Linked DNA regions of Homo sapiens: all the other regions are linked to region 1. Evidence: read pairs that join two places in POLR2A ChIA-PET (ENCODE). Cell type or tissue: GM12878. All regions are shown on one strand. Links, peaks and the distances in the headings refer to the core of each region. The heading gives the core; the rest is flanking DNA. Region 1 overlaps ZNF292 (zinc finger protein 292). Region 2 has its middle 15 kb from the start of ZNF292. Region 3 overlaps ORC3 (origin recognition complex subunit 3).

Evidence for each region. Peaks named below come from ENCODE experiments on the same cell type or tissue, not always from the same donor. Only the 100,000 strongest peaks of a DNase experiment are listed, where the experiment ranks them.
Region 2: POLR2A ChIA-PET joins it to region 1 with 11 read pairs; 5 of 35 experiments call an interaction of 5 or more read pairs at or near these places.
Region 3: POLR2A ChIA-PET joins it to region 1 with 10 read pairs; 2 of 35 experiments call an interaction of 5 or more read pairs at or near these places.

Annotation. Positions count from the first base shown.
Region 1 is chr6:87,191,983-87,202,986 of GRCh38, reverse strand. All of the region lies in intron 1 of ZNF292 (zinc finger protein 292), which reads right to left. Among named protein-coding and RNA genes, the nearest start is that of ZNF292, 42 kb to the right of the region's middle. In GM12878, for the core only: no CTCF peak of the experiment used is centred there; a DNase peak (open chromatin) is centred at 5,166; H3K27ac peaks cover 2,455 bases.
Region 2 is chr6:87,135,027-87,146,030 of GRCh38, reverse strand. No RefSeq gene overlaps it. Among named protein-coding and RNA genes, the nearest start is that of ZNF292, 15 kb to the left of the region's middle. In GM12878, for the core only: a CTCF peak has its summit at 6,592 (motif pointing left); no DNase peak of the experiment used is centred there.
Region 3 is chr6:87,644,902-87,655,905 of GRCh38, reverse strand. ORC3 (origin recognition complex subunit 3) reads right to left here. Exons shown (of 20, transcript NM_012381.4): 14 at 2,657-2,790. Among named protein-coding and RNA genes, the nearest start is that of AKIRIN2, 52 kb to the left of the region's middle. In GM12878, for the core only: no CTCF peak of the experiment used is centred there; no DNase peak of the experiment used is centred there.

The DNA of each region.
Region 1 (11,004 bases), core at 2,864-7,863:
TGGATAGTAGTGAACTCTACATATACTATTTTATCCCTATATATACATATACCTAAGATAGTTTAATTTGTAAATTAGGCACAGTAAGAGATTAACAAAAATAATAAAATAGAACAATTAACAATATTCTGTATTAATGAAAGTTATGTGAATGTGGTCTCTTTCTCTCCCCCCTTACTGTATGTAATACTTTTGTACCAGGGTAACTAAAACCACAGAAAACAAAATCATGGATGGGGCGGGGGGAAGGGGAAATATTGTAATCAAAATGCAACTTGAGGTAAAGAAGAATCAGTATCTCTTTACGACAAGGAACAGAAGGAAAGCTCTTTAATGTGATAGAGGGTATCCAGAAAAACCCATAGCAAACTACATTCTGGGAGTATGAAATGTTAGAAGCATTTCCCTTTAAAGTCAGAAAACAAAACAAAAATGCCTATCACTGCTTCTATTCAAAACTGTAGGGCTAATCAGCACAATCTGAAAAAGAAATAAAAGCAGTAAGAACCAGAAAGATAAAATAAAAATGTCACCATTGCAGACAATGCACACGTAAGAACTTCAAGAGAATTCAGTATAGTAGTTAGATATAAGATCCATACACAAAATCAACTGCAATTCTATTTTTTTAAAAAAGCAGTTAGAAACTATAATTTTTAAAAAGATAACATTCACAGTAACAAAACTCGTGAAGTACCTAGGAATGAATCTAACAAAGTATTTATAAGATCTTTTCAAAAAAAAGTATAAAACTTTATTTAAAGAATAAAAGGAAGGGTGCATAAATGGAAATACCACATACATAGATAGTGGAAGACAAGTTAAAGATGACAATATGAGCCATATTTAAAAAGTCAAAGCAATGCCAATGAAATTCTCCATAGGATTATTTACAGAATTTGACATGTTGATTCTAAAAATCATTCAAAAGGCCAAATCAATTTTGAAGAGCCAGGTTTTTGAATTTGGAAGATTATCTGCCCTAATCAGATAGCAAGACTTATCCCAAAGCTATAGAAATTAAGACAGTGTGATTTTGTTATAGACATAGATGACAGAAATGAAAGAGCTTTAAAACAGAATTACATATATGTGAGAGCATGGTATATAAAAAAGCCCCATCAGAAACCAGTGAGGAAAGTACAGACTATTCCATAAATAACCTGAAACAACCATTTAAACAGGAAAGAAAAATTATAACTATTCCCAGCATATAACAAAACTATATCCTATATGGACAAGTAACTGAATGTGAAAAGCAATACTTTAAAACTTTAGGATGAGGCTGGGTGTGGTGGCTCATGCCTGTAACCCTAGTACTTTGGGAGGCTGAGGTGGGCGGATCACTTGAGGTCGGGGGTTCAAGACCAGCCTGACCAACATGGAGAAACCTCGTCTCTACTAAAATACAAAAACTAGCTGGGTGTGGTGGTGCATGCCTGTAATCCCAGCCACTCGGGAAGCTGAGGCAGGAGAATCGCTTGAACCCGGGAGGCGGAGGTTGCGGTGAGCCGAGATCATGCCATTGCACTCCAGCCTGGGCAACAAGAGCAAAACTCCGTTACAAAGAAAAAAATAAAACAACAACAACAAACTTTAGGATGAAAACATAGGAGAACATCTTAAGACCTTAGGGCAAAGAAGGTTTTCTTAAGACAGAAAATACACATCATAATGGAAGATAATAATAACTGCAGATACAATAGAATTAAAAACTTCTGTTCAACAAAACCCCATAGAAAATCAAATAAAAGGCTACAAACTGGGAAGACATTTTGTATCTCATATTCGCAAATAATACATAGTGCCATATGCATAATACAAAATTCATAATATAAATATAAGTCTACCTCGGAATCTCAGGGTTGAGATTGGTCCACCACCATTTTTACTTCTGAGTATGTTGCCTTTATATCATCTCTCTCCCAAATTGTGAGAATTCAGGAGAATCTCTTACTTGTGATGAAATCCAATAATCTTATTTCCACATTGTTCTGGTTGAGACACTTGTTTCCCCATATCTCAGGCTACCATCCCTGGCAAACGGCCCAGTGCAGTAGTTATTTCAGTAGCAGTTTAGCATTTTCAAAGAAAATCAATTATGAATTTAACATGATTCACATTCCCATATATACTCAATGCTAGGATGTGAAATAACCATTCACAAAACTGAGTTTCTGATAGCTTTGAATCCCTAAATAATCTCCAATATGGATGCTATAACACAATCTCCAGACTTTCTGAGAATTCTAAAACTTCTGGCTCCAGGGCCTACTCTCTTTGTAGCATTCTGATGGCACGAACCAATCATAATCCCAAAACCTCCCTATTCCCTAGCCTGACATGGTGTGGCCCATAATTTCTCTGTTCTTGCATATTCTTTGCTATAAACTAGGCTTACAGAAGCAACCACATTGATGCCTTGGCACAAAGGGTTTCAATCTTGGAAAAACACGAGCATGTTTGATGCTAACCTAATTGCTAAGAAACCTGACTTTAATGGGAGCAGAGATTTTTTTTTTAAATGTCTAGTACATAACATAGAAAGGGAATGTTTTTAGGTTTCATCCACTGAATTAATTCTCATAATGCTATGTAACTGTTTCTCCGTATAAAACACTCTGAAAAGGACAATTCTGACTTCAGCTTAGTCTCCACAGTATTTCTGGCTTTGAACTTACTTTCCAAAAACACTAACACAGTATGTCTGTTTGATCTGTACCTTTACATTGTGACTCCCATAGTCAAGCAGTCATAATGAAGGTAAATACATGGCTCAAATCTGAAGTGAAGACTTTAGCCCAACATATAGCTAAATATCATGTGGGAGGTCCAAAATTCTTAAGAGTAAACCCCCTTATACAGAATATAACCCCTAGTAACTTCAGAGACCTACAAGCCCAGGATGTACATAATTAGATTCAAAGAAGCAGAGTCTAGCTGCCATAAATAATTATAGCACGAGCCTCAATCTCAACTTGCTGGGGATAAGCCAGAAAGGCTGCCACAGTCTACTGTGTATGTCTATCATGGGCCAGTTGGCACACACAATACATCCTTACTTCAGAACATGAAATACAATGGTAGGAAACCCAGCTTTAAAGGTGATTGATTCCTTTAATTTCTATATTCTCTAGTAACTGCTCTGAATAGAAATAAAATTAAACAGAAATAGGTTTTCCCTTAGTCATTTATACTCATTGTATAAGTGACTTTTTGATGAAAAAGAAATTAAAAACATTTTCCTAGAAACAAATGTTAATATAGGCTGAACCAGAGGGCATGTGATCCATTCTCAGCGCAGGAAATGGTACTGAGACAACTGAATATCTACATGCATAAAAATGAAATGAGATGCTTACCTTGCATCATACACAAAACCCAAAATGGACCATACTTAAATGAAGAACTAAACCTATAAAACTTCTTGAAGAGTTCTTCGAACACCAAACATGATCTATTTTTATAAAGTTCATAAATTGGACTTCAATTCATCAAAATAAAAAATTTCTGCACTTCAAAAGACCCCATTAAAAAATGAAAAGCCAAGCCATAGGCTGAGAAAAAAATGTTTATAAATGATACATCTAACAAAGGGCTCATATCCAGAATACATAAAGAACTACTACAACTCTAATAAAAAGACAACCTGGTTTTTTAAAATGGGCAAAAGATTTAAATGGACAGTTCACCAAAGAAGATAAATGGCTGAAAATGCACATGAAAAGATTTTCAATATTATTAGCCATTAGGGAAATACGAATTTAACTATGAGAAACCACATCCACTAGAATGGCTATAATTTTAAAAAGACAATATCAAGTGTTGGTGAGTATACAGAGAAACTGTAACTCTCATGCATTGCTAAGGAGAATGTAAAATGGCACAGTCACTTTGGATAGTCAGTTTCTTAAAAAGTTAAACATAAATTTACTATTCAAACCAGCAATTCAACTCCTAGCAATCCACCCAAAACGAATATAAGCTTGTTGGCCAAAAGAAAAGTATATGACTGTTCACAGCAACACTATTTATAACTGCCTAAAACTAGGAACAAGCCAAATGTCCATCAATGGTTTGAATGGATAAGCAAAATGTAATAAATCCATATGGCTGAATATTTTTCAACAATAAAAAGGAATGAAATATTTGATAGCTTTTATCCCATTTAGTAAGAATATTCATGTATTCTGCTGTGTTTATGAGACGCAACCCAAGGACCCTTTGAAGTTATTGTGTAATACAATATATGCACCATATTCTTTTTTGAACGAAGAACATTTCTGAATTCTGATTCACATCTGGCTCAGTTTCAGATAAAGATTGCAAAGTTCACAGAGAATAACTTCCCCAAGTCTAATATATTTAAGTACTTCGTATCTTATAAAACCTATTTTAAGTCTCATCCATTTCCCAACTACAAAGCAGTTCTAATGTTAATATTTTCTAAAATGACTAACATGGAACACATAAACATGCAATGGGCCGGGCGTGGCTCCTCAGGCCTGTAATCCCAGCACTTTGGGAGGCCCAGGCGGGCGGATCACGAGGTGAGGAGATCAAGACTATCCTAGCTAACACAGTGAAACCCTGTCTCTACTAAAAATACAAAAAATTAGCCAGGTGTGGTGGCGGACGCCTGTAGTCCCAGCTACTCGGGAGGCTAAGGCAGGAGAATGGTGTGAACCCGGGAGGCGGAGGTTGCAGTGAGCTGAGGTCACGCCACTGCACTCCAGCCTGGGTGACAGATCGAGACTCCATCTCAAAAAATAAATAAATAAATAAATAAATAAATAAATAAATAAAATAAACATGCAATGGTGACTTGGTTATGTCAGGATTTAAATTTTAAGCTAATTGGTGTCATCTGTTACACAGATCTCTAGCTATCTGAATTTTCTCTCCAACTTATCAAATTTATAGAATCAATTTGAAACTGATGAAAAAGAAAATACCAATCAGTATCTATTAAACATTGCTTAAAACAGCAATGATTCAAATCATATTACTTTTATCTTCAGGAAAAATTAACTACATTTCAGAGAGACCTGTTCTTAAGATACATAAATATTCTTAAAATAGAAATGATCTGAAAATCCCTTTAACTGTAGCAACTTCATAACCCAGAATCAAAGACTGAAAACACCTACTGTTGAAAGCTAGAAATGAATGTACTTCTTTCAACTAAAACAGATACTTCTTAGATAAAAAATTGAAACTAACTCAGGCTCTAATGAATGCTTTTTTTTTTTTTTTTTTTTTTTGAAACAGCGAGTCTCACTCTGTTGCTCAGGCTGGAGTGCAGTGGCATGACCTCCGCCTCTGGGGTTCAAGCAATTCTCCTGCCTCAGCCTCCCAAGCAGCTAGGCTTACAGGCATCTGCCACCAGGCTCAGCTAATTTTTTTTTATTTTTAGTAGAGACGGAGTTTCACCCTGTTGGCCAGACTGGTCTCGAACTCCCGACCTCAGGTAATCCACCCGCCTTGGCCTCCCAAAGTGCTGGGATTACAGGTGTGAGCTACTGTGCCCAGCCTTACTTAATGCTTTAAAAAAAAAAAAAAAAACCCAAATGTTAAAAATCTGATATTCTCAAATTGTACTCAGGTTTCAAAAACATTTATGGTACTACCTAACCTACTGCAATTAAATGAAATACTAAATTTTCTGCTATGGGATAGATTTCCAGAAGAGCAACTGCTAGAATATAGCAAACAGATATGCTATTTTACTAACACATTTACTGGCCAGGTTTATTTTACTGGCCACATTGCTTTCCCAAAAGGTTGTTTTCTCATGTCCACCAAAGTTTGAGAGTGCCTTTCTCTGTATTACCTCTAGCAAGAAGTCATATACAGCCTATTAAATTCTACAGTTTCTCTAATTTGCACTTCTTTAACTAATAATGAATCTGACCTCCTTTCTCATTTGTTGGACATTTGGATTTGTTTTGTCTGTTGCTCTATCACACTGATGGTCTCTTTTCTTGTCACACTGCAAGAATTTAATATATTACAGAAATTTACCTTTTGTTCATCAACAGTTTTAGAAATAATTTTCTGGATCTATTGTTTTCCCTGTTGGCTTTGTTATTTTTACCATAAAAATTCATTTTTATATTATGAAATATGTCCGTCTTTTTATGCTTTCTGGGAATAATACAAAGACTAGAAAGTCTTCATTAGGAAGGACTAAATACGCAGTCTCTCAGATTATCTTTCAAGATTTTGTGTGTGTGTCATGAACACAAGCAGTCTTTGCTTTTGCACAGTTCTGAAATACACAGGTACCAGCCATCACAGTATAAATAACAGTCCCCAACAACCTGGTTCAACACTTAGTTACCACAGTATATCAACTTTGAGTAAGTGCATAGCTTCTGAATGCTTGGTCCACAAATCACTAAGTAAATAAGAGATGTGCATCATGATCAGTAAGCAATCACATAACTTTTCCCAAAATTTGACAGCAACTGGTTACTGGGCACCTATTTGTTATTCAGTATATGCATGAACAGCAAAGTGTGTAACTGTGTTGCCTTCCTGTCTCCCAGTGATACACTGATTTGACATTTTACAAAAGTAAACAGTCAAAAGAGGGGACTGACCAACAAAAATGAAAGTGTAGCAAGGAAACAAAAAGTGGCAATGCTGAAAGTGGAATTGGAAACTGGTTATGACCAAAAGATGAAGATATCCCAGAGGAAAAAAACATCACATTAAAGGAAGTCTCTGAAATACTTCATGACTTTGGAAATGCAAAGTACTATATAAAATGTTGAAAACTAATACAAATTTAGAAAAGAAAATGACAATTTGGCAAGGCACAGAAGAGATGCTTGTTCCATATCTTAAGTTATACAATTAGAAGGCAAGCATCATTGAAAGTATTCTTGATAAGCTTTTTACAAATAGAAACATCCTAATTCTCAATTTTTTTTTCTTTTTGTTTTTTTTTTTTTGAGACGGAGTCTCACTCTGCTGCCCAGGCTGGAGTGCAGTGGTGCTATCTCGGCTCACTGCAACCTCCACCTCCTGGGTTCAAGTGATTCTCCTGCCTCAGCCTCCTGGTTAGCAAGGATTACAGGCTTGTGCCACCATGCCCGGCTAATTTTTGTATTTTCAGTAGAGACGGGGTTTCCCCACGTTGGCCAGGCTGGTCTCGAACTCCTGACCTCAGGTGATCCACCTGCCTCAGCCTCCCAAAGGGCTAAAATTACAGATGTGAGCCACCACGCCCTGCCTAGTTCTCAATTTTTCTAATGTTTCAAATTTTTAGATAATTTTAAATATTTTCTATTTTTTGTATTTTTAGTGTATTAATTCTTTTCCATTTCCCAATACATTTGTGACCAGTCATGGGTGTTTTTAATAGTTTAATGAAAATTTTAACGGTCACAGGAAAACTATAAGATTTCCAACAGATAAAGTATTAAAATTGCTTTGCAGTTTCAGCTCTCATCATTTCTGCAACACCTCAAGGTGCACCACGCAAATGAAGGAGTGCCTGTATTTAAATCTTTATCTAAAAAACAATTTTGTATGTGATAGGACGGTCCATTTTTATCTTTGGACAGCCAGTTGATACCAAATCCTCTTATTAAACTTTTCCCATTGAATTTAACACTATGTTGTTATATACTAATTTCCCAATTTGTACCAGAATTTTTTCACTCTCTACTTGTTCTACTAATATACTTTTCTGTTCCTTAAATGTTTACATATTGCTATAATCTAAAATGCGAAAAGGCAAATCCTCCTTTTACTATCTTTTGCACAGTTATTTTAATCTATTCTTCAACATTTTACTTTGTCTTAAACTACTAACACTATGTTAAATAAAAATAGTACTAACAGGGATGCCTATCTGTAACCTGTTTACAATGGAGATTTTTGTGATTTTATCATTTAAAATTATGTCCTATTACTTTCTAAAACTTAGTCCTTATTACATTTAGATAATTTCCCTCTATTCCCATTTTACAGAGTTTTTACTGGGAATGGTGATTTTATCGAAGGCCATTTGTAGCATCTACTGAATACAGGTTTTTTTTTTTCAAATGAGCTTTTCAATTTAATATAGTATATAGACATTTTCAGGTACAGAACCAGCACTGAATTCCTGCAATACCATCTGTTTTGTTATAAGGATTTTTCGCATATATTGCTGGATTCTATTTCCTAATATTTTATTTAAACTTTTGCATATATATTCTGTCACATGTGAAATTGGCCTACAGTTTTCTTTTTAAACACTATTTGTTAGGTTTTGATATTACTTTGTAAAATAAATTTGGAAGCTTTTATTTATGGCCTATAACAGTTTTAACAATAGAACTTGTAACCATTCAGACTTTTCTTGATTCAATTTCAGTAGTTTGTATTTTAAATGGAAATCCACCATTTCTTGTTGTTTTCAAATTTGGTGCTACAGAGCAGCAAACTTAGTTCCTCCCCCCTAGATCCATGGTTGTCTCCTTATTCCTGATTTTGCCTACTTCTGCTCTCTCTTTTTTCACTTGGTCAGATGTGCAAGTTAAACTTACTTATGAATTTACTCTTTTTCAAAGAATTCATTTATTTTTAATTCTATTTATTTCTGCTTCATTAATTTGAACTTTTTTTTCTAATTTTACATAAATATTAAATTTCATTTTTCACTCTTTAAATTAAAAAGTGCTTGTAAACAGCATTTTTATGTCTAAGAGTGAACTCAAATTATTCACATTTAATTTTATTCCTTCTATATTTATCATTTAATCTCCCCTTTCTTTTCCCTATTTGTGCTACCAAGTTTGTTTTTATTCTGTTTTCCACACTTACTTAGAAGTTCTAAATTCATTCTGATAGCTGTGCCTTTTCTAGACATACGACATGAAAAAGTTTCCACACTGAATTTCCCGTGCTCCAATTCTCCCTAGTTATCCACCTAAAGGATGAGCCCTTTAGGTTGGTTAGTTTATTTCCTCTGTTCTTGTTTTTCCTCTTCCTCCATTAGACCTTTAAGATGTTTTATCTCCCTCTTCTATCTCTCCTCATCTTAGTTCCTAGATTTCATTAAGATAAATTAGTACAGGCTGAGTATCCTTTATCCAAAATGCTTGGGATCAGAAGTGTTTCAGATTTTTTCAAATTCTGGAATATCTGCATACACATTAATGGGATATCTTCAGTATGAGACCCAAGTCTAAACATAAAATTCATTTATGTTTCATGTAAACTCTACACTTAGCCTGAAAGTAATTTTATATAATGTTTTTAAATAACTTTGTGCATGAAACAAAGGTTGTGCACACTGAGCTGTCTTATTACCCTCGGAGGGCGTGCTTGTGTGGGAATCTGAGTATGCACGTGCAGAAAAGATACATTACAGTTGAAGGGCGCAGGTTGTTTTTTCCCTTGGGGACACTGAATAAACTGTGTTGCGCCTGCATTTTTCTTTTTTTTTTTTGGAAGGTCTCTCACTTTGTCACCCAGGCTGGAGTGCAGTGGTGCCATCTTGGCTCACTCCAGCCTCAACCTCTCAGGCTCAAGCAATCCTCCCACCTCAGCCTCCCAAGTAGCTGGAACTACAGGTGTGCCACTGCCTGGCTAATTTTTGAATTTTTGATAGAAATGTTTTTCGTCATATTCCCCAGGCTGGTCTCAAACTCCTGAGCTCAAGCGATCTGTCTGCCTCCGCCTCCCAAAGTGCTAGGATTGCAGGAATACCACCATACCCAGCTGTGTGACCTGTTACATAAGCTCAGGTACGTTTTCCCCTTGTGGCATAATGTCGGTGTTCAAAAACTTTAAGATTTTGGAGCATTTCTAATTTAGGGTTCTTAGATTAGGGAAGCTCAACCTGTACTTAAAATTACCCTCATCCCAGATACTTGGAGGCTAGGGCAGGAGAACTGCTTGAGCCCAAAGGTGGAGGCTGCAGTGAGCCGAGTTGCCATTGCACTCCAGCTGGGACAACAGGAATGAAACCCTGTCTTTAGAAAATAACTTCCTCATATTTAATGTTTTTTGCTTCAAGATTCTTCATATAACAGTAATTGAACACATTCCTGGTCAAATCTATTCCTTATCCATTAAGATCCCTGGAAATCCAGCCCACTGAAATAAAAGTACCAGTATATGTGAACTTAAAATACAGGGACGTGCAATGCAATACTGTTCCTGATGGTCAAGATCTCACAAAAAAGTAAACGTTCATCAGTAGAGAATTAATGAATAAACTGTGATACAGTTACTATAAGATTCTCATGGAAACATTCACATGAGCCATTATTTATTTAATAATTAAATGCAACGAAGTATATAATTCCATTTTTGAAAAATCAGAACTGAAAAAGGCATTGTCTATATGTGTGGATGTATCTATGTCTGTGTACAGAATTACAGGATCTTTAAAAAATTACGGAAGGGCACAAACCTAAGTGAATAAGGGTTTCCTAGAGGGGTCTGGGTATGTGGAAGAGTGTCCATGATAAAAAACGTAAAATCGTCCTTTTTGTGAAAAATTACAGTGTATATTGGAATGTACAACATGCATGGAAGCACAATAACTGACTTATCCATGATGGAATTCTAAGAAACTTACCAAAAAAGTTATTTTCGCTAGGGTTAAAAAAAAAAAACCACCCTCACCCTAAAAAGTGCATCTAGATTTATATTCACTTTTTAAAGTAACAGAATTGTTCCAGTAGCTCTAGAAAGACTGTTGAGATATTTAATTGGACCTTCTTACATACAGCAAAATTTCCAATGAGAAACTGCAACTCATTCTCTGATAAATCAATCCGTAAACCATAAAAACAAAGTTCTATGTTAAAAGCATTTTCTTCCCCGGTCTGTTGTTTTGCCTTTTGTGGTTCCCACTATAAAGACATTATAAATGTTTTTGTAGTCAAATCTGTCAGTGAATCTTTAATCATTTCTAAGTTTGTGTTACCCTTAGAAAGGCTTCCCCATCACAAAGCAAATGTTTATGAGAAACAAATTCTCAAACCTCCCCAGTAT
Region 2 (11,004 bases), core at 3,944-8,943, 58 kb after region 1:
ATGCCTAGAGAGTTTGCAGTGAGCACCTTCATGAATTGAAGCCCAAGCTCATCATTTCTACCTCTGATTTCATAAGACCATTTTCTGTACATTTACTTTGGAAAATAACTTCCTGGTGAAACATTTACTACTGTGTTGTACAACTGTTAAGTTTCTATTTTGGGGGTATATCTTCAAAGACCCTTAAGACCTGAATTTGTGTTTTGTTTGCTCACGATATTGAGTGATTAATTTTCTCCTTGTTTTTGCCTATAGTAATATAATATGGTTCCTTTTTTTTATTATACTCTAAGTTCTAGGGTGCATGTGCACAACGTGCAGATTTGTTACATAGGTATACATGTGCCATGTTGGTTTGCTGCACCCATTAACTCGTCATTTACATTAGGTATTTCTCCTAAAGCTATCCCTCCCCCTGCCCTCCACCCCACAACAGGCCCCGGTGTGATGTTCTATGCCCTGTGTCCAGGTGTTCTCATTGCTCAATTCCCACCTATGAGTGAGAACATGTGGTCTTTGGCTTTCTGTCCTTGAGATAGTTTGCTCAGAATGATGGTTACCAGGTTCATCCATGTCCCTGCAACGGACATGAACTCATTCTTTTTATATGGCTGCATAGTATTCCGTGGTGTATATGTGCCACATTTTCTTAATCCAGTCTATCACTGATGGACATTTGGGTTGGTTCCAAGTTTTTCCTATTGTGAATAATGCTGCAATAAACATACATGTGCATGGTACTATAAAGTACCATGATTTATAATCCTTTGGGTATATATCCAGTAATGGGATGGCTGGGTCAAATAGTATTTCTAGTTCTACATCCCTGAGGAATCGCCACACTGTCTTTCACAATGGTTGAACTAGTTCACAGTCCCACCAACAGTGTAAAAGTGTTCCTATTTCTCCACATCCTCTCCAGCACCTGTTGTTTCCTGACTTTTTAACGATTGCCATTCTAACTGGTGTGAGATGGTATCTCATTGTGGTTTTGATTTGCATTTCTCTGATGGCCAGTGATGATGAGCGTTTTGTCGTGTGTCTTTTGACTACATAAATGTCTTCTTTTGAGAAGTGTCTGTTCATATCCTTTGCCCACTTTTTGATGGGGTTGTTTGTTTTTTTCTTGTAAATTTGTTTGAGTTCATTGTAGATTCTGGATATTAGCCCTTTGTCAGATGAGTAGGTTGCAAAAATTTTCTCCCATTTTGTAGGCTGCCTGTTCACTCTGATGGTAGTTTCTTTTGCTGTGCAGAAGCTCTTTAGTTTAATTAGATCCCATTTGTCAATTTTGTCTTTTGTTGCCATTGCTTTTGGTGTTTTAGACATGAAGTCCTTGCCCATGCCTATGGCCTGAATGGTTTTGCCTATGTTTTCTTCTAGGGTTTTTATGGTTTTAGGTATAACATTTAAGTCTTTAATCCATCTTGAATTGATTTTTGTATAAGGTGTAAGGAAGGGATCCAGTTTCAGCTTTCTACATATGGCTAGCCAGTTTTCCCAGCACCATTTATTAAACAGGGAATCGTTTCCCCATTTCTTGCTTTTGTCAGGTTTGTCAAAGATCAGATGGTTGTAGATGTGTGGTGTTATTTCTGAGGCCTCTGTTCTGTTCCATTGGTCTATATCTCTGTTTTGGTACCAGTACCATGCTGTTTTGGTTACTGTAGCCTTGTAGTATAGTTTGAAGTCAGGTAGTGTGGTGCCTCCAGCTTTGTTCTTTTGGTTTAGGATTGTATTGGCAATGCAGGCTCTTTTTTGGTTCCATATGAACTTTAAAGTAGTTTTTTCCAGTTCTGTGAAGAAAGTCATTGGTAGCTTGATGGGGATGACATTGAATCTATAAATTACCTTGGGCAGTATGGCCATTTTCACAAGATTGATTCTTCATATCCATGATCATGGGATGTTCTTCCATTTGTCTGTGTTCTCTTTTATTTTGCTGAGCAGTGGTTTGTAGTTCTCCTTGAAGAGGTCCTCCACATCCCTTGTAAGTTGTATTCCTAGGTATTTTATTCTCTTTGTAGCAATTGTGAATGGGAGTTCAATCATGATTTGGCTCTCTGTTTGTCTGTTATTGGTGTATAGGAATGCTTGTGATTTTTGCACATTGATTTTGTATCCTGAGACTTTGCTGAAGGAGATTTTGGGCTGAGACAATGGGGTTTTCTAGATATACAATCATGTCATCTGCAAACAGGCACAATCTGATTTCCTCTTTTCCTAATTGAATACCCTTTATTTCCTTCTCCTGCCTAATTGCCCTGGCCAGAACTTCCAACACTATGTTGACTAGGAGTGGTGAGAGAGGGCATCCTTGTCTTGTGCCACTTTTCAAAGGGAATGCCTCCAGTCTTTGCCCATTCAGTATGATACTGGCTGTGGGTCTGTCATAAATAGCTCTTATTATTTTGAGATACGTTCCATCAACACCTAGTTTATTGAGAGTTTTCAGCATGAAATAATCATGTGGTTTTTGTCGTTGGTTCTGTTTATGTGACAGATTATGTTTATTGATTTGCATATGTTGAATCAGCTCTGCATCCCAGGGATGAAGCCAACTTGATCGTGGTGGATAAGCTTTTTGATGTGCTGCTGGATTCAGTTTGCCAGTATTTTATTGAGGATTTTTGCATTGATATCCGTCAGGAATATCCATCTAAAATTCTCCTTTTTTGTTGTGTCTCTGCCAGGCTTTGGTATTAGGATGATGCTGGCCTCATTCTTTTTCTATTGGTGGGAATAGTTTCAGAAGGAATGGTACCAGCTCCTCTTTGTACCTCTGGTAGAATTTGGCTGTGAATCCATCTGGTCCTGGACTTTTTTTGGTTGGTAGGCTATTAATCATTCCCTCAATTTCAGAGCCTGTTTTTGGTCTATTCAGAGATTCAAATTCTTCCTGGTTTAGTCTTGGGAGGGTGTATGTGTCCAGGAATTTATCCATTTTCTCTAGATTTTCCAGTATATTTGTGTAGAGGTGTTTATAGTGTTCTCTGATGGTAGTTTGTATTTCTGTAGGATCGGTGGTGATATCCCCTCTATCATTTTTTATTGCATCTATTTGATTCTTCCTCTTTTCTTCTTTATTAGTCTTGCTAGCAGTCTATCAATTTTGTTGATGTTTTCAAAAAAACAGCTCCTGGATTCATTGATTCTTTTTGAACGGGGTTTTGTGTCTCTATCTTCTTCAGTTCTACTCTGATCTTAGTTATTTCTTGCCTTCTGCTAGCTTTTCAATGTGTTTCCTCTTGCTTCTCTAGTTCTTTTAATTGTGATGTTAGGGTGTCGATTTTAGATCTTTCCTGCTTTCTCTTGTGAGCATTTGGCGCTATAAATTTCCCTCTACACACTGCTTTAAATGTGTCCCAGAGATTCTCGTATGTTGTGTCTTTGTTCTCATTGGTTTCAAAGAACATGTTTATTTCTGCCTTCATTTCGTTATGTACCCAGTAGTCATTCAGGAGCAGGTTGTTCAGTTTCCATGTAGTTGAGCGGTTTTGAGTGAGTTTCTTAATCCTGAGTTCTAGTTTGATTGCACTGTAGTCTGAGAGACAGTTTGTTATAATTTCTTTCTTTTACATTTGCTGAAGAGTGCTTTACTTCCAACTATGTGGTCAATTTTGGAATAAGTGCGGTGTAGTGCTGAGAAGAATGTATATTCTGCTGATTTGGGGTGAAGAGGTCTGTAGATGTCTGTTAGGTCCACTTGGTGCCGAGCTGAGTTAAATTCCTGGATATCCTTGTTAACCTTCTGTCTCGTTGATATGTCTAATATTGACAGTGGGGTGTTAAAGTCTCCCACTATTATTATGTGGGAGTCTAAGTCTCTTTGTAGGTCTCTAAGGACTTGCCTTATGAGTCTAGGTGCTCCTGTATTGGGTGCGTATATATTTAGGATAGTTAGCTCTTCTTGTTGAATTGATCCCTTTGTCATTATATAATGGCCTTTTTTGTCTCTTTTGATCTTTGTTGGTTTAAAGTCTGTTTTATCAGAGACTAGGATTGCAACCCCTGCTTTTTTTTTGCTTTCTGTGTGCTTGGTAGATCTTCTTCCATCCCTTTATTTTGAGCCTATGTGTGTCTCTGCACGTGACATGGGTCTCCTGAATACAGCACACTGAGGAGTCTTGACTCTTTATCCAATTTGCCAGTCCGTGTCTTTTAATTGGGCATTTAGCCCATTTACATTTAAGGTTAATATTGTTATGTGTGAATTTGATCCTGTGATTATGATATTAGCTGGTTATTTTGCCCATTAGTTGAAGCAGTTTCTTCCTAGCATCGATGGTCTTTACACTTTGGCATGTTTTTGCAGTGGCTGGTACTGGTTGTTCCTTTCCATGTTTATTGCTTCCCTCAGGAGCTCTTGTAAGGCAGGCCTGGTGGTGACAAATCTCTCAGCATTTGCTTGTCTGTAAAGGATTTTCTTTCTTCTTCACTTATGAAGCTTAGTTTGGCTGGATATGAAATTCTGGGTTGAAAATTCTTTTCTTTAAGATTGTTGAATATTGGCCCCCACTCTCTTCTGGCTTGTAGAGTTTCTGCCAAGAGATCCACTGTTAGTCTGATGTTCTTTGCTTTGTGGGTAGCCTGACCTTTCTCTCTGGCTGCCCTTAACATTTTTTCCTTCATTTCAACCTTGGTGAATGTGACAACTATGTGTCTTGGGGCTGCTCTTCTCGAGGAGTATCTTTGTGGTGTTCTCCGCATTTCCTGAATTTGAATGTTGGCCTGCCTTGCTAGGTTGGGGAAATTCTCCTGTCTAATATCCTGAAGAGTGTTTTCCAACTTGGTTCCATTCTCCCCGTCACTTTCAGGTACACCAATCGAATGTAGATTTGGTCTTTTAACATAGTCCCATATTTCTTGGAGGCTTTGTTGATTTCTTTTTACTCTTTTTTCTCTAAACTTCTCCTCTCACTTTATTTCATTAATTTAATCTTCAATCACTGATACCCTTTCTTCCAGTTGATTGAATTGGTTATTGAAGCTTGTGCATGCATCACGTAGTTCTCATGCCATGGTTTTCAGCTCCATCAGGTAATTTAAGGTTTTCTCTACAGTGTTTATTCTAGTTAGCCATTCATCTAATCTGTTTTCAAGGTTTTTAGCTTCCTCCTGATGGGTTCGAACATCCTCCTTTAGCTCGGAGAAGTTTGTTATTACCGACCTTCTGAAGCCTACTTCTGTCAGCTCGTCAAAATCATTCTCCGTCCAGCTTTGTTCTGTTGCTGGTGAGGAGCTGCGATCCTTTGGAGGACAAGAGATGGTCTGGTTTTTAGAATTTTCAGCTTTTCTGCCCTGGTTTCTCCCCATCTTTCTGGTTTTATCTACCTTTGGTCTTTGATGCTTGACCTACAGATGGGGTTTTGGTGTGGATGTCCCTTTTGTTGATGTTGATGCTATTCCTTTCTGTTTGTTAGTTTTCTTTCTAAGAGTCAGGTCCTTCAGCTACAGGTCTGTTGGAGTTTGCTGGAGGTCCACTCCAGACCCTGTTTGCCTGGTTTTCACCAGCAGAGGTTGCAGAACAGCAAATATTGCAGAACAGCAAATATTGCTGCCTGATCCTTCCTCTGGAAGCTTTGTCCCAGAGGGGCACCTGTATGAGGTGTCAGTTGGCCCCTACTGGGAGGTGTTGCCCAGTTAGGCTACACGGGGGTCAGGGACCCACTTGAAGAGGCAGTCTATCCATTCTCAGAGCTCAAACACCATGCTGGGAGAACCACTGCTCTCTTCAGAGTTGTCAGACAGAGACGTTTAAGTCTGCAGAAGTTTCTGCTGCCTTTTGTTCAGCTATGCCCTGCCCCCAGAGGTGGGGTCTACAGAGGCAGCAGGCCTTGCAGAGCTGCGGTGGCGTCCGCCCAGTTCGAGCTTCCCTTGCCACTTTGTTTACCTACTCAAGCCTCAGCAATGGTGGACGCCCCTGCCCCTGCCAAGCTGCTGCCTGGCAGGTTGATCTCAGACTGCTGTGCTAGCAGTGAGCAAGGGTCCGTGGGTGTGGGACCCACCAAGCCAGGTGCAGGATATAATCTCCTGGTGTGCCGTTTGCTAAGACCATTGGAAAAGCTCAGTATTTGGGCAGGATTGTCCTGATTTTCCAGGTACAGTCTGTCACAGCTTCCCTTGGCCAGGAAAGGGAAATCCCCCAACCCCTTGCGCTTCTGGGGTGAAGGGATGCCCCACCCTGCTTCGGCTCACCCTCCATGGACTGCACCCACTGTCCAACCAGTCCCAATGAGATGAACCAGGTACCTCAGTTGGAAATGCAGAAATCTCCATCTTCTGCATCGATCACGCTGGGAGCTGCAGACCAGAGCTGTTCCTATTTGGCCATCTTGGAATGGAATCAATATGGTTCTATTATATTGGATCTTTGACCTCACTAGCAACTTCTTCAGGCTGTTAAGGTTTTTCTAAGTTTCTGCTGTCAATATTCTCATTTTACTTTCTACTTTGGCAATTTCATCCATCTTTATGGCTTTGATTTTATTCCTATGACTGTGACTCCAAATCGTATCTCAATTCCAGATCTGCTATCTGAATTTTTGCCTGATCAACAACTTCACATATCTAATCACCTGTTGGACAGCTCCACCTAGAGGTTTTGCCAGTGAATTTATCAAAGTCCCTTCCCACCCTTGCCCTCACTCAAGCTAAGCTTTCTCCTGACTTTCCTGTTTCTGTTCAGGGCACTACTATCTTTCCAAGTTTTAGGTACCAAGCCTTAAGTCCAGGTTTGACTCCTTTTCCTTTTCTTCATATGCCATCAGTTGTTCAGATTTGCCAATGAAATCTTTGTATCACTTCTCTTCCCCATTCCCAGTATCAACTCCAAGTGGTTCTCTGGATCTCTTCTAGGGAAAGTTTTCTTCATGTGTGTCTTTATCTTCTGGCTCTTCCTACCAAGACATTTTTTAAAGTTGAAATATATTTTAGTCCAAAAATAAGTCTGGGAGGATATGATAAATTACACTAAATACTGGAGTTACGTGGAAGTCCGATTAATGGTCCCCATAAATGTCTATATCCTAATCCCTAGAACCTATAAATATGTTAGCTTATATAGCAAAGGAGAATTAGTGTTGCAGTGGAATTAAGGCGATTATTCTGGAATATCTGTGTGCGTACAATGTAATCACAAGTATCCTTTAAATATGGCAGAGGTAGGCCATAGAGGAGGTCAGAATCATCCCATATCAGAAGGACTAGACCAACCATTGCTGGCTTTGCAGATGAAGTGCAGCCGCACACCAAGGAATACTGCAACCTCTAGAAACTGGAAAATGCAAGGAAATTTTCTCCTAGAGCCTCCAGAAGGAATGCAATTCTGCCAAAACCTTGATTTTAGCATAGTAAGACCCATTTGGGACTTCTGATCTCTCAAGCTATAGGATAAACCTGTATTGTTTTAAGTCACTAAGTTTGGAGAAATGTGTTACACCAGTCGTAGGAAAGTAATGTTAGTGCTAGTGTCATAAAAGGAAGGAAGATATTCTCTAAACTGGTTAATTTTAGTATAATTAGGAAACTTTAAAATGGACATATTTAAGGCAGATGTTAGAAAAATAAGAATAATTTGGGCTGGGCACGGTGGCTCACGTCTGTAATCCCAGCACGTTTGGGAGGCCGAGGCAGGTGGATCACCTGCGGTGAGGAGTTCGAGACCAGCCTGGCCAACATGGTGAAACCCTGTCTCCACTAAAAATGCAAAATTAGCTGGGCATGGTGGTACACGCCTGTAATCCCAGCTACTTGGGAAGCTGAGGCAGGAGGATCACTTGAACCGGGGAGGCAGAGGTTGCAGTGAGCTGAGATTGTGCTATCGCACTCCAGCCTGGGCAACAAGAGCAAAACTCTGTCTCAAAAAAAAAAAAAAAAAAAGAAAAGAAAAGAAAAGAAAAATAAGAATGATTTGATTCATATAATAATTTATCAAAATTAGCTGCTAATATGTTACTGCTGAAGGTAATTAAAGGATGCCACATGAAATAGACAAGAGATCCTTGATTCAGAGAATATTTCCAAATTTGTTGAGTGTCATATAGTTGGAAGGCAAATAAGCCTTTGTATCAAATTATTTATGCTTTGTTTCCCTTACTAAAACAAAACTTACTGGAATGATGTATATGCCCATCAGAGTGTGTTAAATTCAACCAACATAGCTGTATTCAGAATTTCAATATCACTAGCTGTATCAGAAAGTTCACCTGTATAACCAGCTTCCCCTGGGGAAGACTGCCTTCCTATGTAATTTGATTTCCATAGTTACATAGAATGAGAACCTGGCCTCTTGAAAACAAGGTATTGATCTGGTAAGAATCTACCTTATTCTTATTCATGAAAGCTGTTTTTAGTTGTAAGCATGTAAGGTTCTGAAAAATCACCCTATTTTAAAGGACTATTAACTAAGGTTTGGAGTGATGATTGTTACCCTAATTTGGCATCTAACTTTTTGTAGATTGCCATATATTCAAGTTGTGTCATATTCTGCAAAAATAATATTAGTCATAGAGAGGTCAAGAAGTTCTGGCCCATCAGGTACTTGGGAGGATGAGGTGAGTGGATCGTTTGATCCCAGGAGGTGGCAGCTGCAGTGAGTTGAGATTGAGCCATAGCACTCCAGCTTGGGGAACAGAGTGAGATCCTGTCTCAAAAAAAGAGGAAGAAGAAGAAGCAGGAGGAGGAGAAAGAGGAGAAAGAGGGGGAAGGAGGGGAGGAGGGGAGGAGGGGAAGGGGGAAGGAGGGGACGAGGGGAAGGAGAAGAAGGAGGAAGAGAAGGAGGAGGAGAGGAAGGAGGAGGAGGAAAGAAGCAGAAGGAGGTGGAGGAGGAGAAGGAGAAGAAGAAGGAGAAGAAGAGGAAGAAGAAGAAGAAAAAGAAGAAGAAGGAGGAGGAGGAATAAAGAAAGAAGAAAGAAGAAGAAAGAAGATGAAGATGAAGAAGGAGCAGAAAGAAGAAGTCATCCCTGGCCTTGAACAGAGGCCCTGACTTTTTATAAACTGCAAATTTCAAGTGGGCCTTATCCCCTTTTGGTTTGTTGGTCTTTCAACAAGATACCTCTAACTCTAATTTACATAAGAGTGGATAGGAGAAGCGGGGTTGGGTGGGGAGGATAGCTCTCTGAGAACTTTTATGGAGAGGTTAAAATAATTACAGAGTTTATGAGCCCATGAAGTTTACTGTTAGTCCTACAGAACTTTCAATTTCTTGCAGAGATTTCTTTCTAAACTGTAAAATTTCATTCTATGCAAATTGTTTAGTCCCTTCTTTTCTTTTCCTTTACCCTATTATCAAAACATTCCCTGGAAAGTTTCCTTTATGATCTCATATATGCATATATATATACAGCACTAGAATTTCGAATAATACTGAGTTCAATTCAACGAGGATAATGTATAAAAATAATTGCTGCATGTTTCTTTAAATCCAGAGAGAGTGCTTCTAGTAATGTTGATGTGGTACCATGTCAATATATGCAAGCATAATTCTTTGTTTAAAACTTAGCCATGAAATTCCTCCTGGCAGATGGGTTCCAGAACCCAAAGAAGTAGTGCAGTTTGGACTATGATGGGACGATAACAGAATAAGTACCCATATTAAAGAGGATTATACCATATAGAAAGAGCAGGAATTCCCAGGCACTCTGCAAATAAAGAAGCTGATATGTAAAAAGTTTGAAGTCCTGGTATGGCAATAGCTCATTTCTATCATCTCTGTATATTCCCTGTACATGGAGTTGCCTGATTTTCATTACCAGGATTTGTAATTACTAGTCAGATTCTTTTAATGTTTGGGCCCATCTACAGTTCCTAATATCAATTAATAGCATATTCTAATTCTGGTGTTATAATTGATTTAATAACTTGACATTCAAGTTTTTACCTTTTCTCATTTTGGTTTCTTGACTTGGATGCAGTCAATTGTAATCAGATAACCAAATGCAACTTCATGTTTCATGCAGCTTTTTCTAAAGATATTAGTTTGGTACTGCTTTCCAGGAAAGAAAACTCCCTACTTTGAACTCTTTTATAAAGTGAAGGTTTTCTGTGTAAAAATCACACAAAATCCAAATTAGCTTGCTGTACTATAATACCAGAGGCAGAGTGAACATGGGAGAAACGGTTCTAAATGTTCATATTCTAGCAATATGCAATAAATAACTTTTTTCTGTATATTTCCTTGAATATTTTAGTCAATCGATATTGAGAATTGTATTTTTTCTCAGTAAAATAAACCAAAGCCTCTAAAAAATATTTCCCAAAAATACAAAATCAAGGATGAACTGAAACTCAATTTTAGTACGTGCTGTATTAGGTCCTTCGGGTTTTCGATCGATGATAAACATATGTATATTATTTGTTAAATGTCTATTGATTTCAGCCTTATGTTAAGAATCATTGCTTAGTGTAAAAATAATAGGTGTTAAATTATTTTTAATTTAAATAATTTAAAATGAAATGAATACAAATGAAAATGGTAAAATGGTAAAATAAAATAAAAATGGCAAAATGAAAAATAAATATAATATTTCTTTTTAAAAATATTAATAAGAATATAATGAATGTAATAAATTCCTCTTGTAACATAGTTGACTAGCGATAAGAAGAATGTAGGAAATATTAGGAGAAGAATGTAACATTAACCACTTTCTAATACAAAGCCTTATAACATATATCTTCAGCAGCTAAATTTACTTTCCTCCAGCTCTTCATATATAGATACTTTTCATTCACACAAATCTTTGTATTATTTACAACTAATTTATGGTATTGTGATGATGGAGAATTTAGCAAGAAAATATTAACTTCCTTCTCTAAATCTCCCCTGAGATTAACGACTTGCAAATAGATTCTTTGTCAGAGATGCAGTCTCCATTTTTTAACACCAAGATAACAGCTCCTTACACAGCTATCCTCCTACTTGATCAGGGACAAAATGTCACTTTTGCTGAAAGCAAACCACTGCTTTGACAGCAATCAAATGATCAAAATTTCACTTTACAGATA
Region 3 (11,004 bases), core at 4,885-9,884, 450 kb before region 1:
AACTAAAGGTTAAAATGTCTACTAGATTCTTTGTCCCATGTCATTAACATGTAGTTTGCTACATGTTAATAAACCTAATATGCCTTTGAAATATATCTAATATGGGCTGAATGAAGTGCCTCATTCCTATAATCCCAGCACTTTGGGAGGCCATGGTGTGAGGATCACTTGAGACAAGGAGTTCGAGACCAGGCTGGGAAACATAGTGAGACACTGTCTCTATTTAAAAAAAAAAAAAATAATAATAATAATTAGGCTGATGAGGGGGCTTATGCCTATAATCTCAACACTTTGGGAGGCTGAGGCAGGCAGATTGCTTGAACCCAAGAGTTCGAGACCAGCCTGAGCAACATGGAAAAACCCCATCCCTACAAAAATACAAAAAAATTAGCCAAGTGTGGTGGGACGTGCCTGTAGTCCCAGCTACTTGGGAGGCTAAGATGGGAGGATCACTTGAGCCTGGGAGGTATAGGCTGCAGTGAGCCTATCATGCTACTGCACTCCAGCCTGGACAACAGTGGGAGACTCTGTCTCCAAAAAAAAAAAAAAAAATTCAGCTGGATGTTGTGGCCCTTTTCTGTAGTCCTAGCTACTCAGGAGGTGGAGGCAGGAGGATTACTTGAGCCCAGGAGGTCTGAGGGAACTGTGAGCTATGACTGCACAACTGCACTTAAGCCTGGACAACACAGCAAGATCCTGTCTCAAAAAAAATCTGATATGACACTCTGTCCTACTTAACTCTTCCCAACTGTAATTTTAAACCCAAACTGTAATATGTAATAAATGTTAAGGAACACAGATAGCATATAGCCAAATATTTCTACTCATCCAACGTGGGGAGTTTTAGTTTCAGTTTATTATTAATAATGAGTCACTTTTGAAAATCAGGAAATAACAGACATTTCTTCAAGACAGTGGTTGTGCTTTAATTTGTAAAATTCTTTATTCTTTAGGCTACTAATCATCTTAATCTTCGACCTTCCCATTTCAAAAGCTGCATTCCTTTATTTAGCTCTAGCATATCACAGAATTTGTTTACTAGCTCATATTATATGAACTCTAATTAAAAATGTATCTAGATTACCTCGTTAATGGTGCCCAGCAAAAAAAGAAGAAAAAATTATATGTGCAGTTTATTTTTACAGCAATCTCCATAAGTCCCATTTTGTAAAAGACTGAAATTTACACAGTATTTACCTTCTATTTTTCTAAGCCTTTTACCCTATTTATGTACTTAAGGTTGGCCCCTTGCTGATCCAGTGATCACTATTAGGGCGTATTTATATCGTGAATTAGCGACAGAAAAACAATGAACTAGTGGTTAAGAGAGATGGGCTCTGGTCTGAGTGCTACCACTAGCTAGCTGTGTGATCTCAAACAAGCTGCCGTCTTCTCCTAGACTTTAGTTTCTGGTTATATAGCTGAACTCAATGATCTTAATGATACCAACATCCAGCCCTTAAAAGTTTTTGTGTTCTGAAGAGTGGTTGAGTTCATGCTGCAGTGGCAAGAGCAATGCCCACACATAACCTGAAAGAAAATCCCTTAGTGCCTGCTGATGACTTCCTCACTCTGGCTGCTCAGGCCACTCTAGTCAGGCAAACATTCTCTTTCATCTTCCATGACTGAGCACTCATCAGGTGCCTCACATTGTAGCTATGGAGAGATATGGGAAGATTTTTGCAAAAGCAGTTTCCTAAAGCCAAAAGATTTTTAAGACAAAGAAGCACTTGCCAAACATAAAAAAGGATTAAAACAGACATTTTAAATAAGATATTTTCAACATGTCATGTCCAATTCTATGTGATTATATATGAAAAAACTACCTGTTCCCCCAAAACTCCATTAAAAAATTGCCCTAAATTTGGGAAAAGTAAAACGTACACACCAATATATTTTATTGTTGTTATTGTTCTACTAAAAGAATACCATACTTTGGTGCTAGAAACAGAGCAAGAGAAGAGCCCATGAAAAGCTAGTATTTAGGGAACAGAACATGGCTACCTATATACAATCAGACACCCTAAGCATTCAGGATATATAAATGATCATGTGGAGGTCAAGCAAAAGAGAGAAACTGTAACCCTCCAACAGTGAAGAGTGCCAGGCTGCTTCAGTTAATTTAGGACTGAAAGATTCCAGCTTTTGTAAATCCGATTAAAGTAAGCCTCATGCAGATTTTGGTAATCAACATACCAATGAGCCTCACTGCTGTGAAAGCAGTTCATAGCTATTAATTTTTCAAGCTTACAGATGATTTATGCAGTGCTTTGGAAATCTATAAAGAACTTGATGAAATGCTTAAGAAAAAACCTCTAAAAAGAGTTCTTAATTATGACACCCTGCTACTCTTTCCAATCTTTTTGATTTCTTTTTGTTGACTTTTTAAAGACAAATCCCCCAAACTGTCGATCTGGAGAAAGATTTTCTTTTTCTGCCCATTTGATGCTCTCCATTGTTTAAACCAAATCTAGAAGAGAAACATTTGGCCTATTTGTGATTGTTAAAATGTGATACTATGAGGCTTGGCATACTGACTGATCATGAACTACTTTATCTCTTTATCTCTAAGCACATCAGAAGGTGGGGTTTTCCATGCCATTTTAGTTAAATGACTGTCATGGCCAATAGAATTGGAAGGATATTACACTCTTACCATCGAGGCTCTGAAACTGGGCCAGGAACTCCTCTATTCTCTTAGCTGTGCTGCCAAGGTGGTTTTCACAATAAGACTTAAAAACCTTGAAACATTTCTCAAGTATGGTCATCAGTTCATCCTTTGCCAACATCCTAGAACAGAGTCAGTGACAGGAAATGTAATATAACTAGAAAATTAACACTTAAAAAACATTTTATTTAATATACATATTAAATGTTTCCGCTCAGAAGATAAAAGAAATTCTTCATTAGTAGCTACCAACATTTTTTGGAGAGATTTTCCTCCATATATGTGACATTCAGAAGAATTCTTGAAGGGTTCTCATGATAAAGTTTAGCTTAGAAAATTTACAAAGGTCTGGATTCATAGTGTGGCTCTAACATGATGTTTGTAATAAAGAATAAGGTTATTATACATCTCTGATCCTTGGTTCGTTGTCTGTAAAATGGAAATAATAACTTGCTTATTTCACAGGTTAGATGGAGACTTAAAAATTAAATGAGAAGAAGCAGTGGAAGACTCTAGCACAGTGCTTACCACACAGTAGGCATTTAATGATAGTTTTCCTTTCTTTTGATCTAAACGTACATATGAAATAAGAAATGTCTACAGAAGATATGACGTGCTAAATGTAAACTTGTTTGAAAGAACCAAAATAGTACACTCATTTCTCTAATTATCACCATTTAAACTATGCTTTACATCTCCTATGGGCTTTATAAACATCAGTCAGTAAACCCACTGAACTTTAAATGAAGTAGGCAGATCTAATTGTTATTTATAGCACAGGCAGAGTGGTTGAGTAGCTCATTCACAGCTATAGAAGAAATCTTTGTTAGAAATGGAGAGAAAATACAGATATTCTAAAGTTAGGATCTTGTTCTTGGAGTTTACAGGATTTCTCCACTAAGATCATACTCAGTAATGGCATCAAAAGGAATCAGACCAATATTAGGAATTTTTAAGCAGTGGCATTACACAAATATTCAAATTATTCTCAGCAAATGCATCTAAGTCATTAAAACTATGATGATTAAAAGTTCTAATATTTCCAGGCACGGTGGCTCACACCTGTAATCCCAGCACTTTGGGAGGCCGAGGCGGGTGGACCACGAGGTCAGGAGATCAAGACCATCCTGGCTACCACGGTGAAACCTCGTCTCTACTAAAATTATAAAAAATTAGCCGGGTGTAGTGGTGGGCGCCTGTAGTCCCAGCTACTCGGGAGGCTGAGGCAGGAGAATCGCTGGAACCGGGGAGTCGGAGGTTGCAGCGAGCTGAGATCACGACACTGCACTCCAGCCTGGGCAACAGAGTGAGACTCAGTCTCAAAAAAAAAAAAAAAGTTCTAATATTAACCATGAAGTAACAGACAAATCCAGAATGTGGGCATTTTGTAATACAACTAATTCACTTATATTTGACATCTTTCATAATAAAAAAATGAGGAGAAATACTAATATTGCTAACTTGGGAGAAAGAAACAAAGCTAAGTAGACTATGATTACTGAGAAATTGAACTGGTTACTTGAACTAAAATTTAAACCCCAACAACAACAACAAAAAGTAGACAACCACTAAATATGGCAATTGTTAAGGGTAGACCAAATAGTAAATTTCCACAGGGTTTTTTTAAAAGTATAAAACTTTATCTTCCTCTTTCTACAATAATTATCTAAGATATAATCTTTATCTGTGAAAGGCAGCTAACTGGTCAAGGAAAAATAAGCCAAGACATTTCATACTTGATTACAGTTGAGATTTAAAATTTGTGGCTTTCTATTGCCCAGATAGAGTTATGAGAAGAAAGTTAACTCAAAGTCAGATACACTTGAACAATCTGTTAAACCTGACCTTTAGGCCTATTCAAATAGACAAGATTAGCATTTCTGGTGTCCAAGGAATCACCGGCACTGACTTGCTTGGAGGGGAAAGACGGGTGAGGTTCTGCTGGCAGAAGATCTAACCCAAGTTAGCAGCATGTGAAGGATTAGCTTCCCAGGATAGGGGCAGCAACAGCTCTTGTCCACTTTGAGCTCCAAATAACTGAATATCAAGGAAGGCCAAACCTAGCCTATTATCCAGGAGACCAAAAAAGAGGGCATTATTTCATATAACTTTGGAAGCAAACTTCATTAGTCATAACTCTTAATGTGTCACTTGGAGAAGGTACTCAGATGTAAACTGCCAGGGATTCAAATAGTTATTAGTCCTCTTATTCTTTTTTTGTTTTTTCTTTGAGACGCAGTTTTGCTCTTGTTGCTCAGGCTAGGGTGCAATGGCGTGATCTCGGCTCACCGCAACCTCTGCCTCCCAGGTCCAAGCGATTCTCCTGCCTCAACCTCCCGAGTAGCTGTGATTACAGGCATGCACCACCATGCCCGGCTAATTTTGTATTTTTAGTAGAGGCAGGGTTTCACCATATTGGTCAGGCTAGTCTCGAACTCCTGACCTCAGGTGATCCGCCCACCTCGGCTTCCCAAAGTGCTGGGATTATAGGCGTGAGCCACTGCACCCAGTCTAGTCCTCTTATTCTTAGCCAAAGATTATGTTTTGCTCCCAGAGCAGAAAGATCTTACACTTTCTCAAGTATTCTCTTGTTTAATGTAAAATGACAAGACTTGAGATAAGGCTGATTAGAAATAATAACTTAACCAACCCCAATAAAGTCATTATTTAAAATTTTTTTTCCAGTAAAATTATACACACACAGAATCAATGCTGCCTGCTATCATCACTATTATTCAGCATCATTCTGGAGTCTAGATGCTACAATAAATTAAGAAAAAGAAATGGTATAAATGTTAAGAAGGAGGATGAAATTAATCATTTCATATGATGTGACTGTAAAGTTAGAAAATCTAAGAACTGCAAATAAAAGAGAGTGTAAAAGAGCTGGGCGTGGTGGCTCATGCCTGTAATCCCAGCAGTTTGGGAGGCCGATGGGAAGACCACTTGAGCCCAGATGTTTGAGACCAGCCTGGCCAACAAAGTGAGACCCTCATTCCTACAAAAAATAGAAAAAATTAGCTCAGCCTGGTGGCGCACACTTGTAGTCCCAGCTACTGAGGCTGAAGTATGAAGACTGCTTGAGCCTGGGAGGTCAAGGCTGCAGTGAGCCGTGATCATGCCATTGCACTCCAGCATGGGTAACAGAGACCCTCTCTCAAAAAAAAAAAAAAAAAGAGAGTGTAAAAAAGTAAGTGAATAAAAAATATATATGCATGCATATATACATATCCATATAATGTAATCAATATCTTATATTAAACTACATAATGAAAAAAAAGCCCATGTTCAAAATGGTAACAAAACCTACTAAATACACAGCAATACACATTATAATATATGTGTATGACCTATATTAAAAAAGCCCTGAATAAATGAATAGACATTTTAACACTCACTATTGTAAAGATACAAATCTTTCCAAATTAATCGATATTCTTAACAGTTTGAAACAAAATTACAGAGGGTAAATTTTATTTTTATTTTTATTTGAGATGGAGTTTGGCTCTTGTTGCCCAGGCTGGAGTGCAATGGTGCAATCTCAGCTCACCGCAACCTCTGCCTCCTGGGTTCAGGCGATTCTCCTGTCTCAGCCTCCTGAGTAGCTGGAATTACAGGCATGCACTGCCACGCCGGCTAATTTTGTATTTTTAGTAGAGACAGGGTTTCTCCATGCTGGTCAGGCTGGTCTCGAACTCCTAACCTCAGGTGATCTGCCCGCCTCGGCCTCTCAAAGTGCTGGGATTACAGGTGTGAGCCATGGCGCCTGGCCGTAAATTTTAAAAACTAAAAATTATTCTGAAATGTATCTGGAATAATTGTTCTAAAAAACAGGAACAATGTGTGTACACTTGAGTGTGTATGGTAGGGCTGTAAATACATTAAACAGTGTTAAGCTATGATGATTAAAATTGATGGTACTTGGGAATAGACAGGTCAACAGAAGAGAATGAGTTCAGAAAGAGATCTAGGTGTACATGGGTGTTTGTTATGTCACAGGGATAGCATTTCAAATCAGTGAGGGAAAAGATACTGGGTATCAGAATTAACTATTTTAAAAAAACAGGTCACTATCTCACCTTATACACAAAAATGCATTTCAGATAGAATAAAAATGTAAGTACGGTCTGGGAGCAGGGAAAAAGAACTAGCTCATCAACCATAAAATACTAGAAGAAAACCAAGAAAGATATTTAAGCCTGATAATATCCAGCAGCAGCAAAAGTGTAGGGAAATACACACTGGTACATGGTTGGTGTGAGTGTACACTGTACAACAATGTTTATATTTTAGACTCAATATGTTTACATCTACCTTTGTTTTGTGGAAATAGTTATACAAATACACAGACTTACCACTGCTCATGATTATTGTTTGTAATAGTGAAGAATTAGAAACAATCTAAATATGTATCAAAAAAGGGTCTGATTAAATAAAAAGCACTTTAAAAACATGATATTATATAGTGATGAGAAACAATGAGGTAGGGCAATATGTAATACTAATGATGACAGCTAACATTTATACCCACATATGTGTATCAAGTGTCATTTGATACAATACAATGTAAATACTATTATTATTCCCATGTTAGAGATGAGAAAACAAAGGCACAGAGAACTTAAGTAAACTTGTCCAGAATCCAATAGCTGGTAATTGGCAAAGCTGGGGTTTGAACCTAGACAGTTCAGCTTGACATCCATGCTCTTACTGAGCATGCTATATTGCATCTCAAAACATGGCATCTGTGGTAGAATATTAGGCACAAACCAAAATAACCACCACAACAAAAACAAAACAAACACAAAAAAACAAAAAATGCAAGTGTGGAACACCATATATAGTATTATTTAATATACATTTGTGTGTGGAAAAATATCTGAAGTGCAAATAGCTAACAGTGGATGACTGGTTTTCGAGGTTATATAATACAAGGGGTAATATCAGAAAAATACTTATTTTTTCACTTAGATTATTAGAATGACTATAGCAAGCACTTTTTTTTTGGTTTTGTTTTGTTTTGTTTTGTTTTGTTTTTGAGGCAGAGTCTTGCTCTGTTGCCAGGCTGGAGTGCAGTGAGGCAGTCTCTGCTCACTACAACCTCTGCCTCCTGGGTTCAGGCAATTCTCATCCTTTAGCCTCCAGAGTAGCTGGGACTACAGGCGCATGCCACCATGCCTGGCTAATTTTTTGTATTTTTAGTAGACAGGCGGTTTTACCATATTGGCCAGGCTGGTCTTGAACTCCTGGCCTCAAGTGATCTGCCTGCCTCGGCCTCCCAAAGTGCTGGGATTACAGGCATGAGCCACTGCGGCCATCAAAGCACTTTGGATAAACCAAACCTAACTGAAGAAGATCACTTGAAAACAACTACAAAATATTTAGCTTATTCCAAAAAAGTGTGTTTATATATAGCACCTCAAATAAAAAATTAAGGATTGAGTCTAGCTATCAGACAAGCATTTTTCAAACTGGGTTTCAACTCCTTTGTCAGTCATGAACCAATCATTCAAGAGATATTTATTGAATGCACACTACATACTAGTCACTGTTCTGGGCATTTGAGGTACACCTTATTGAATCAAAAATCACTGTCCTCACGGAACTTACATTCTAGTGGGAGAGCTGGGAGAAGCACAGACATGCACTATCTATCTATATCATATATACGATATATGCGTTAAAAATTGATAAATGTTATGGAAAAATATTGAACAGAATAAGCGGAGAGCCATGGGAGGAGGAAGCTTTCAATTTTTAAATGGTTAGGGCCTCACTGAAAAGATGACATTTGATCAAGTACATAAAGGAGGAAAGGAAGTTAGCCATACAAATATCCAGAAGAGCTTTTCCTGGCAGACAGAACAATGGGTGCAAAGGTTCCATAGTGGGCATATCTGGAATATTCAAGAAAACAAGGAGGCCAAGATGTCTGAAATGGAGAGAGAAAATGAGCAGTAATCAGAGAGAGGCCATGTGGGGAGAGGAGGGGGGCAGTCACATAGTGTCACTGTATACGGCTTTTACTCTGAGTGAAATGCGGAGTTAACGGAGGGTTTTGAGCAAAGGAGTAACATTATCTGAAATATTTTAAAAGGACTATTCTGACTGCTACTTTGAGAAGAACCTGTAGGGGAGCAGAAAAACCAGAAAGGAGGCTACTGCAATAATACAGGTGAGCAACGACGATGACTTAGACTATGATGGTACAAGTGAAGGAAGGTGGCAAGAAGAGGTCTGATTCTGGATAAATTATGAAGGCAGAGCCCAGGCTTCTGGTTTGAAAAATCAGAATGATAAGAGACAGTAGGAAAATGATAGATTTCAGGGGAAGATCAGGAGTTCAGTTTTGGGTAGGTTAACTTTGAGGTGTGTATTGGATATCTAAGTGGAGGTATTAAATAGGACATAAATGGACATAACAGCCTGGCACTCAGGAGAGAGGTATAGGCTTACGATTAAGCCCTGGGGCACTGTAATGTTAAGATGTCAGAGAGAAGAGAAAGCACTAAAGGAGAATGTAAAGGAGCATATACTGAGGTAGGAGAAAAACCAAGAAAGTCCTAGAAATCCATTAAGAAGGGAGTGATGAACTGTAGTCAAATGCTGATAACAGGTTAATGCTAGATTTAGGAACATGGAGGTCACTGGTGACTTTGATCAAACTAGTTGTGATCTGGAGCACAAGCCTAATTGTAATCAGTTAAAGAGAATGGGAGAAGAATTAGAGACAGTGAGACAATGCTTTCCAATTTTGGTACATTCCAACTAACATTTTGTTTTAAAATAAAGAGAATAAAATTGTAAAGAAAATAGCAGAACTAAAAAGTTTGAAAGCCACCATGTGAGATTAAAGAGAAATAAAAAAAATGTCTAAGATAGGTCACATTAATGCCACAAAAGAGCGATTTATCTTTATCCCACTTAATTAAGAAATAATTACTTCACAATTGGCAGAGCACGGTAGCTCACGCCTGTAATCCCAGCACTTTGGGAGGCCGAGGCGGGCGGATCATGAGGTCAGGAGATCGAGACCATCCTGGCTAACACAGTGAAACCCCATCTCTACTAAAAATAGAAAAAATTAGCCGGGCTTGGTGGCAGGCGCCTGTAGTCCCGGCTACTCAGGAGGCTAAGGCAGGAGAATGGCGTGAACCTGGGAGGTGGAGCGTGCAGTGAGCTGAGATCATGCCACTGCACTCCAGCCTGGGCAACAGCGCAAGACTCCGCCTCAAAAAAAAAGAAAAAAAAAAGAAAAAAAAAGAAAAAATTATTTCACTATCAGGTAAATGGTCCAAAAAATGCCTGTGATACCTAATGTATTAAAAGCTTTATAGGTAATCTGTCACAGGAGTTGAGAAAAACAATAAAGGCTTTATAGATTGTCATTTTTTAAAAAAGTTTTCTTAACTAAGAAAGAGAATCATTAAGCAATCATTAAAAGCAATCATCCTGCAGGGCAATGGAGTATTCTGCTTCATCATACAGAAAGCCAATAATTTCTGGTTAAGTACTAATTATATAAATGTCTGATTATAAGAACTGGCTACAAGGAAAAACTGGCCAATCCATGGCTAATGAAAACATCTTTTGCCTGACGAGTTTTCAAATTCTAAACAAACATTACCATTACCAGCTAGTTTTGAAAAATACTCAGAACTCAAACTTGCAAATGTATATATATCAATGAAGGCTGGAAGTTAAGGAAACAAAACAAAACAAAAAAGCATGTAAAAATAATAAAAAGCATGTAAAAAAATTAAGAAGCATGTAAAAATAAGAAATTGTCTTATTCAAAGACTAACACAACAAAGCAATTATGTAGGATGATAACAATGAAACAGAAACCAAAAGTATGTGTATCGCCTCCTAAGCCTTGATATTTCATATTAGGTGCCCCTTCCTAGAGAAGCTGCCAACCCCACAAATGGAGGTTAACTGTCCAGTCTACTGGTTCCTCAGCACCCTAGCCCTGACCCATCACAGCTCTTACTACTCTGAATTGTAGCTCTCTACTGTTCATGTCAATGATTTGACCAAAATTCTGTATAGGTAAGGACCAGGGTTATCTTTGTCATCTGATCAGTGGTTTCAAAAATGAAGCATTTAAAAAACCCCTTTTTTTTTTAATGGATGGGCAAAGCAATAACCATGCAATAATTAATAATTTCCTAACCTAATGCCTTAGTGAAGAATACTTTTTCTAAAGAGAACAGTTCTCAAACTGGTTCATCCTGGGAAGCACCTGGAAGTCATGATGCCCTTTGTGGGATGCCATGCTTTTTTGTGGAATACATCAAAAAGAATAAATTTAATTCATCACATGGTTAGAAGCA